Linked DNA regions of Homo sapiens: region 2 is linked to region 1. Evidence: chromatin contacts called from ENCODE Hi-C or POLR2A ChIA-PET data. All regions are on one chromosome and are shown on one strand. Each heading gives the region's core, a stretch centred on a gene start or an enhancer-like site at or near the end of the contact. The rest is flanking DNA. Distances are from core to core; before and after follow the strand shown.

Region 1 (3,566 bases), core at 452-2,951:
ACCTGGAGAGGCCTTAAATATTTCTGCAGGGACCGAGGAAAGACCTTCTGGGGCAATGCCCCGATGACCCCAGCCCCCACCCCACTTCCATATCCAGCCTGCCTAGGGGTGGAGTTGGGGAGACATTCGTGCGGCATTTGTTTATTTGCTCAAGGAAAGGACGTGCATGCTCAGGGGACGGCCGGGGCTGGAAGGCACTTGTTGCTCCGCGCTGCAATGCTCAGCAGCTTATGCTTGCAGGCATTCTCTCAAACCTCGCCACGGCCCAGGCTGAGTCCACTGCCCTATTTCTGCCTCTCCCCAAACTCATCACCCTAAGAAATTCTGAGGCTGCAGGGGGCCAAAATGAAAATAGCCGGGTTGCAAGAATGAGCCTAGGGGAGGGGGTGAACTGTAAGAGAACTTCCACCTGCAAGGGACTTAGGGAGCGTTAACAGATCTAGAAGTGTGACGGCTCTTCAAAGGTGCTAGGAGTGGGAGGTGGCGAAAACTACTGGAGGAAGAACCGAGATACCGGGTGTTTTCGTTGTGAAAGATTCCTTGGCCTCCTTTTTTCGTTGTTAAGGACCGCCGCACCCCCAAAACTGACGCCCAGCAGCTCTTGAACTGCAGAGCAGTTTGCAGACCCCAACGCCGAGTTTAGCGGGCCAGTCTGCGTCCTGCCCTCCCTCCAGCAAGGTCACAGCTCCCTAGTGGAGCCCGGCGTTGGGTGCCCCTTCCTGGCAGAAAAGCTAAAAGCCCGACCCCACAGCCCAGGACTCCCACCTCCCGTTTCTGCGGATTCCCCCGGACCACCGGGTTCGCCGCCGCCACTCCCTCCAGCTGCGCGTCTCTACCAGCCGGAGCCTCGGTCCCCACCTCCCAGGCGCAGTGCGAAGCCGTCACCCTCCCCCGCCTCGGGGCGTTCCGCTCGGCTTCCCGGCCCTGGCCGCCAGACCCCGAGCGCACCGCTATTCCGAGGCCCCCATACCCTAGGAGGACCTGGGTCCGGGAGGGGGCGGTCGGCTGGCAAAGTTTCTGCAAGTGGCACCTCGAGCTCGCCGCGAGCCAGCGCATCTTTACGTAACTTTGTGTCCAGGGCAAGCGAAAGCGCGCTCCTTCGCGCGCGCGCACGCACACACACTCACACACGTACACAATCACACGCTTATACACATACTTCCACGCATCCAGTTACACACATCGCCTCGAATTGAAAACTTCTGCAAGCTCTGCGTTATTCTTTGGGGTTCCACTGTCAAGTTGACCCGTCTGAACTTTTCCCAACTTCTTTCTAAAGTTCCCCCTCTCCCTTCTCCTTCCCTCCCAATGTATCCCCCCAACCCCGCCAGTAGGACTAACCTGTGGAATCCATGTCGGGTTCCTCCAGTAACCCACAATGCATGCTCTTCCCATGGACAGCACAGGCGCCCCCCAAAAGTCCTGATGTTTGGGGATCCCCTGTGCTAGAGATGCCCAGGGAGGAAGGGAGGGAGGGAGGGAGAAGGGGAGAGAGAGAGACGCAGAAAGTGAGGGGGCACAAGGATAAAGGAGGAAAGGAAAAGAAAAGAAAAAGAAGAGGAAAGAAAAGAGAAAGAAGAAAAGAGGAGAGAGAGGGAGAGAAGGGAGCGAGCTCGGAGAAGGGGGAGAGAGAAAAAGCGAGCGAGCAAGGGGACACTCAGTAATCCAGCCGGGCAAAGCCAAACCCGTCAAAATGTTTGCGGATGTTTCATGGGAAAAAGCATCATTTTATAGGAGCCCCGATGGGAGCAATGTCATTGATAGGCCAGCCGGCCTGATGAATGGCCGCTCGTCAGATGGGGCCGTGGCGAGGCGCACTGTGAAGCCCATTGTGGGCCTGTTTTGAATAAGAAAAGCCGCCTCCGAAAAGGGGGGCTCAGAGCGACGCAATCCCAGCCCTCCGACTTCCCCCTTCTATTATAGCATTAGCAACGTTTTTCTTATTTAAAGTTCCAGAGGCCTTCTCCAGCCTTCGCCCGGCACTCATTATAGGCGAAATCAAAATTGGCTTAGATGTGGCCCCCTCCCCCTCCCGGCCCTTCCCCACCATCGGGCCCCGCGCCGTGCTGGCAGGCCGGGAGGGGGGCGCGGGCGGGGGGGGAGCCGCGGGGAACTCCTGGAGCCTGGGGAGTCGCCTGCGCTACCACGAGTGGGGCCCCACTCCCTTCCTTCTCTTGCGCCCCCACCCACCCCCCATTTTGGTCCTGGGTTAGATTTCGGGTGGTGGCCCTGAGAATGCGGGAGGGGGTATGTCTTGACCCCTTGCACGCGGATCCGCAGACACGCGTGGGGAGTGAAGCGAGCTTGAAGGGGAAAGGGTGGGGAAGGGGAACTGAATCCCTAAGACCCCATGCCCCAATATGAGCGTAACAAGGCCGCTAGGCGGGGAGGAGGTGAGTGGCTGGTTCGCCTCCTCCAGAACTTTCTGTCTTCCTCTGGGCCTGGGTCCTTCATCCTGTTTCTCTCCTTCCATCTCGCTGTCTCTCTCCGCCTGTCTCCCGGTGTCTGTTTCTAGCTCTCTGTCCCTCTCGTCCTCTGTGTCTCTGTCTCTGTCCATTTCTCCTTCCTTGGCTGCTAGTGTCTCTGTCCAGACCCTGCCTCCACTTCTCTTTGTCTCCCCCTAGGACTCTGCCCCTCTCTGTCTCTATCCCCCTCGGTCTCTCTGTACTGTCCCCCCTCCCCCGCCTCTTCCCGTAACTCTGTCAGTCTGTCTGTCTCTGTTCCTCCGCCCTCCCCCTGCCCTCCCCACCCCACCGCCGTCCCCCAGTCGGCCTCGAAGTTTGTGAGAAGCCCCGGCATCCAAGTGGGGACGCGGTTTTCCCAGGGACCCCCTCCTCGGCGGAGTTGAAAGTGCAGAAAGAGGGGGGCGAGGGCCGGGGGGTGCTGGAAGTGGAAGTGAGGGGGAGCAAGCTGCGTCTCCTGCGGGCCCCGATAAAGTGGCCGTTCGCGGGTCGGCCGCGCTGTGATTAGAATATGAATGGGGCCCGGCGGGCGGAAGAGAAAGGCGGATTACCCCGGGTGCTTTGACCATGGACAGAGGCAGAGCCGGCGGGCCGCGGCGGGGGCGGGGAAGCGCGGAGTCCCTAACGCCGTGCGGGAGTGGGGGTCTCTAACCCCGGGCCCCTGGCAGCGCGCGGCTTTCCGCGATCCTTCGGAAAGACGCCCCCCGCCCCCTCGGTCCGCCCCCTCCCCACAATCAGAGCTGAGTGGGACAATGTACGGAGACTGGGGAGCCCGAGGGGCCAGCACGTGCCGAGTTAAGGTCACGGTGCGGGAGGAAGAAGGCGGCGCGCGGTACCGGCTGGACAGAGCCCGGGATGGACTGACGGTAGCGCGGGGTTCGAATCCCAGCTCTGTAAATTCCTTCATCGTTCTGGGCCTCAGCTTCCTCGTCTGTGAAATGTAGCAAAGTTGCCCCCTCTCAAGCTTTGGGGGAAGATAACTGAAGCAGTGGTTATAAAAGGAGCCGGGCATTTGCTGTTCCCTCTACTTGGCACTCTGCCGGCTCCTCCTTCCTCACAGGTGCCTAACCGGCCGACACCTTTGCGTCACCCTGGTCTCAGCTG
Region 2 (3,566 bases), core at 557-3,056, 160 kb after region 1:
AATGGCACTGGGTACACATCTCATTTTTAAGGCTTTTCACCTAAGGGTAGGCCACGTTAATAAAAAGGGTCCAAGCCACACTGGGAAGCTGAAACTCAGAGAAAGACCTGCAGTCTTACTGGACTGAAGAAACAGAAGAAAAAGATCTGAACTACTGGATTTGAGTAGCTGGAAGGTGAAGGGGAATTCCATAAAGGAGAGAACCCAAGGAAGAAAACTCCAAACTATATATATAAACTTTGCCCAAATCTCTGGCTGATCCCTGAAGCAAACATTGAGAGGTGTGGCCCATGTCCATCCCTACCCCCGTGCCCCACTGCCCCACATCTGGGTGGGGACTATTTGACCAATAGAATAAACATAAGTGATGCTGTGACTTTCAGTCTAGGTCACTAAGGTCACACAGTTTCTTGTCTATGGGAAACACTTACTCTTAGATTCCTGAGCCACCGAATGTGACAACTCTGGAAACGCCTGAGCCTAGCTTTCCAGCCCTTCCCACCAACCTCTAGCAGAACATCAACCAACCAACCTCCATCAACACCATGTGAAACAAAAGAATCAAATAGCCAAGTCCTGCCTGAATTCTTGACCCACAAAACTGTGAGGTATGTATAATAAAATGGTTGTTGTTTTAAGCCACCATTTTGAGATAGCATGTAACAGAGTAACACATAACCAGAATGCCAGTTATATCAAGTTCATTAAAAAAAAAAAAAAAAAAAAAGCAAAACTAAATATCTGGCTCACTATAAATAAAAAAAAAGTAGACTTCTTCAGTAATATAATAGATATTATGCATACTAAATACTCCTATACAATTAATTCTATTAGTTTTTTCCCTTTGTACACATCTTTTTTCTTTGCAGTGGAAGAAAAAAGCTCAATATATTTGTGATCTAAGTTAAATAACAAAACATTAAAGTAATATGGGGGGCATATTTATACTAATTAATTTCTTAAAGAATTCTGAGGTTCAGTGAAGTATGTTTAAGCTAAAGATTTTCCAGATTCCATACTGACTATATTCCTGAATGTTTCTGATAGGTAGTTTTTTGACTCAGAATGAAGAAGGTATTCAAAGCAAATGAATCTTCTCCTCTAGCTAGTGCCAAAGAAGGAATTTCCTAAGTGGAACTGGATTTCATGCTTTTCCTTCTTTAAAGTTAAGACATGTCCTTCCACTTTTCTACTAAAACCACCTTTTCAGATAGAAAAGCCTGGATCTTGGATTTGAATTTACTATGTCAGAAGTGTTCTAAAAAGAAAACTTCCTCCTCTGAGAGCTTAATCCTTTCTTACAGTGAGACCCAGCAGTTTCACTCTTGGAAAGAAAGAATATGGGAATGGAAGCAGGTGCAGAGGGGTGAGAGGGGATGAAGAAGCCTATTCCAGCAACTTCCTGTGGAAACTGGCAAAAGGAACTTGAATAAGCATCCTGAACAGAATCGAATGCCCTTAACCTAAACAACAAAAGCTCAGCTCTATTTTAATTAGTCCCTTACACTTAGACACTTTTGTCTCAAATTATGACAAAGTTTTTTTGGATCCCAGCTGAATTTATTGTAGCCCCTTGATTCAAACACAAGGAAATGTCCTTGGTACTAAAGAAGTAAAAAGTAAGAACACAGTCAACAGAAATACTGCCTCATTATTAAATTTTCCTACTCCTAAAATTTCAGTTTAAAAGAAAAAATGCTGTCCAAGTTCACAGAGCAGTGAGAAACCACAAGGCCATCCACACAATACACCACATTATTTAGGTCAAAAGTAAAATGACTAAAAGGGAAGGAATGCTGGTGATAATATTCAATACCTTGGTAGCACAAGGCCTTTCAGCCTGTTTAAGACAGGAGAGTAAAGAGCAAATCATATTTCAGGGAAAAATGCTGACAGCTCATCAATTGATTTTCAATGAAAATGCTAAAAAAATTAATAAAGAAGTTAAGCTGCTGAAATACAGTTTCACCAATTAGCTTAATGTCAGAGAATTCTAATTAGGCGTCTTGAGATTGCTATTTAGTGTTTAAGCCTACAGAGTGCCAAATTCTCCTTTTCACACAAACTGGTTGCAAAATTAAAGACATTAGGCAGCCTTAATTACATTATCAGAACAGCTGGGATTAGGCAATCTCTGAAGTCAAGACGGCATTCTTTTGTCATAGGGTAGAAATCCCTGGCTTTCCAGGGTGCCGGATTTTGGTGCCATTCCATATCTCACCCATACAAAGCAAGCTGCATTAGAAACAAAAAATTTGCAGACAAAGAATAGAGTAATGCTCAGCAAATAATGAACACATTACCGAAAAAGAAAAGGTAGGTGAAAGATTAAGCCTGAAATCGGTAGGTTTTGCTAACACCTCTACTGGCGGCTGGCCTGCCAACCCTCTTGTGGCATCAAGACTGAAGGAAAGCTCTGTGAACCCGCTTGGCCAGTGGAGACAACTCTGTTATCTAAAGCTGAAGCACATTTATGCTCCCTCATCCCATGGGGTGTGAAATTAGCAGCTATTGTTTTTACACATTTTTGCTAACACAATACCTTTTATGTCTTTACATTGTTTATAAAGCTATGTTTTCTTGCACATGGGAACCCTCTTTTTAATTCTAATTTTTTAAGCAACAGGATCAGCTCTCCTTTCCCCCTCCTTACTCCATTCCTTATTCCTCTAAACAATCAACTTTTTTTTAATGGACTCATTTAACACCATGGTTTTTCCGAAGTAAAAAATAGTAAAAATGGGATTGATGGTGAGGATACCCATAATTCCTTGCACAATGGTCAATCTGAAGGTGGCCAAAAACCAAACTGCTAAGTAGTGGCCATTAACCAAACAGAGCTTCCTCAGTAGTCCTGATGCTAATTTTTTTTTCTAGAACCTAAAGTTACTATAATTTCATAATTCTAGTTTTTAAATTTTAGTTGTGGTACTATCTGCTGTGATCATCCCAGCCGCACTATCTCTCATCTAGAAAACTGCTACAGCTTCTAGCCGGTCCACTCTTCGCCTGTTCATCTCCACATCAGATCTTTCTAAACTAAAAATCAGATCATGTCACTCCCCTGACTAAAACTCTTCAATGGTCTTCTGCTGCATGTAGAATGCCAAGTCTCTTCCCATGGCACACAGGGCTCCAGATGATCCAGCCTCCACCTGGGTCTCCAGTGTCATTTCTTACCATCCTGACACCTCACTCACTCCAGCCACACTGACCCTCTATCAGTTCCTCCAGTCCCTAAATTCATTCGTGCCTTAGGAGATGTGAACTTGGTTGTGTCTCTTGCTGGAATGCAGTTTGCAAGGCTGCATGAGAGCAACTTCTCCTTATTCAAATATCGGCCTGCACATATGTGGAAATAACGAGATGAATATAAATGGTTCCTTTCCTCAATGAGCTTACAATCTAAAAGGGGGAAGAAGCATGGAAGTAAAGAATTACATGTTAATTTAGCATGCAAATAAAGACTTGAATAAACTGTTACTGGCCTAAGGAAGACAGAGCAACTAACTGCACCTAGGAGGTCACAGTTTCAGAGAGGGCTCAAAAGATGAATAAGGAGGAGC

Evidence for each region. A loop is a pair of places that touch in the nucleus more often than their neighbours do. ChIA-PET counts read pairs that join two places held with the same protein, here RNA polymerase II (POLR2A).
Region 2: a map of IMR-90 shows a loop between it and region 1 (2.0-fold over the local background). The contact joins the enhancer-like site here to the promoter of RFX4 in region 1. A Hi-C loop is called at or near these places in 1 of 168 maps with a recorded cell type or tissue (IMR-90). POLR2A ChIA-PET finds 5 or more read pairs at or near these places in 2 of 52 experiments (OCI-LY7 and endothelial cell of umbilical vein).

The regions. Positions count from the first base shown.
Region 1 is chr12:106,581,139-106,584,704 of GRCh38, reverse strand. RFX4 (regulatory factor X4) reads right to left here and starts at 1,701. Exons shown (of 18, transcript NM_213594.3): 1 at 1,342-1,701. The coding sequence starts at 1,384. The region is part of intron 1 of LOC100287944 (a long non-coding RNA gene); the gene reads left to right. RefSeq lists enhancers at 667-1,251, 2,740-3,566.
Region 2 is chr12:106,416,956-106,420,521 of GRCh38, reverse strand. The region is part of intron 12 of POLR3B (RNA polymerase III subunit B); the gene reads right to left. Among named protein-coding and RNA genes, the nearest start is that of POLR3B, 61 kb to the right of the region's middle. Within about 2 kb of position 1,806, at least 5 of the 41 ENCODE cell types and tissues checked have a DNase peak (open chromatin) inside an H3K27ac peak, as active enhancers do; they include endothelial cell of umbilical vein, where a contact is called at or near this core.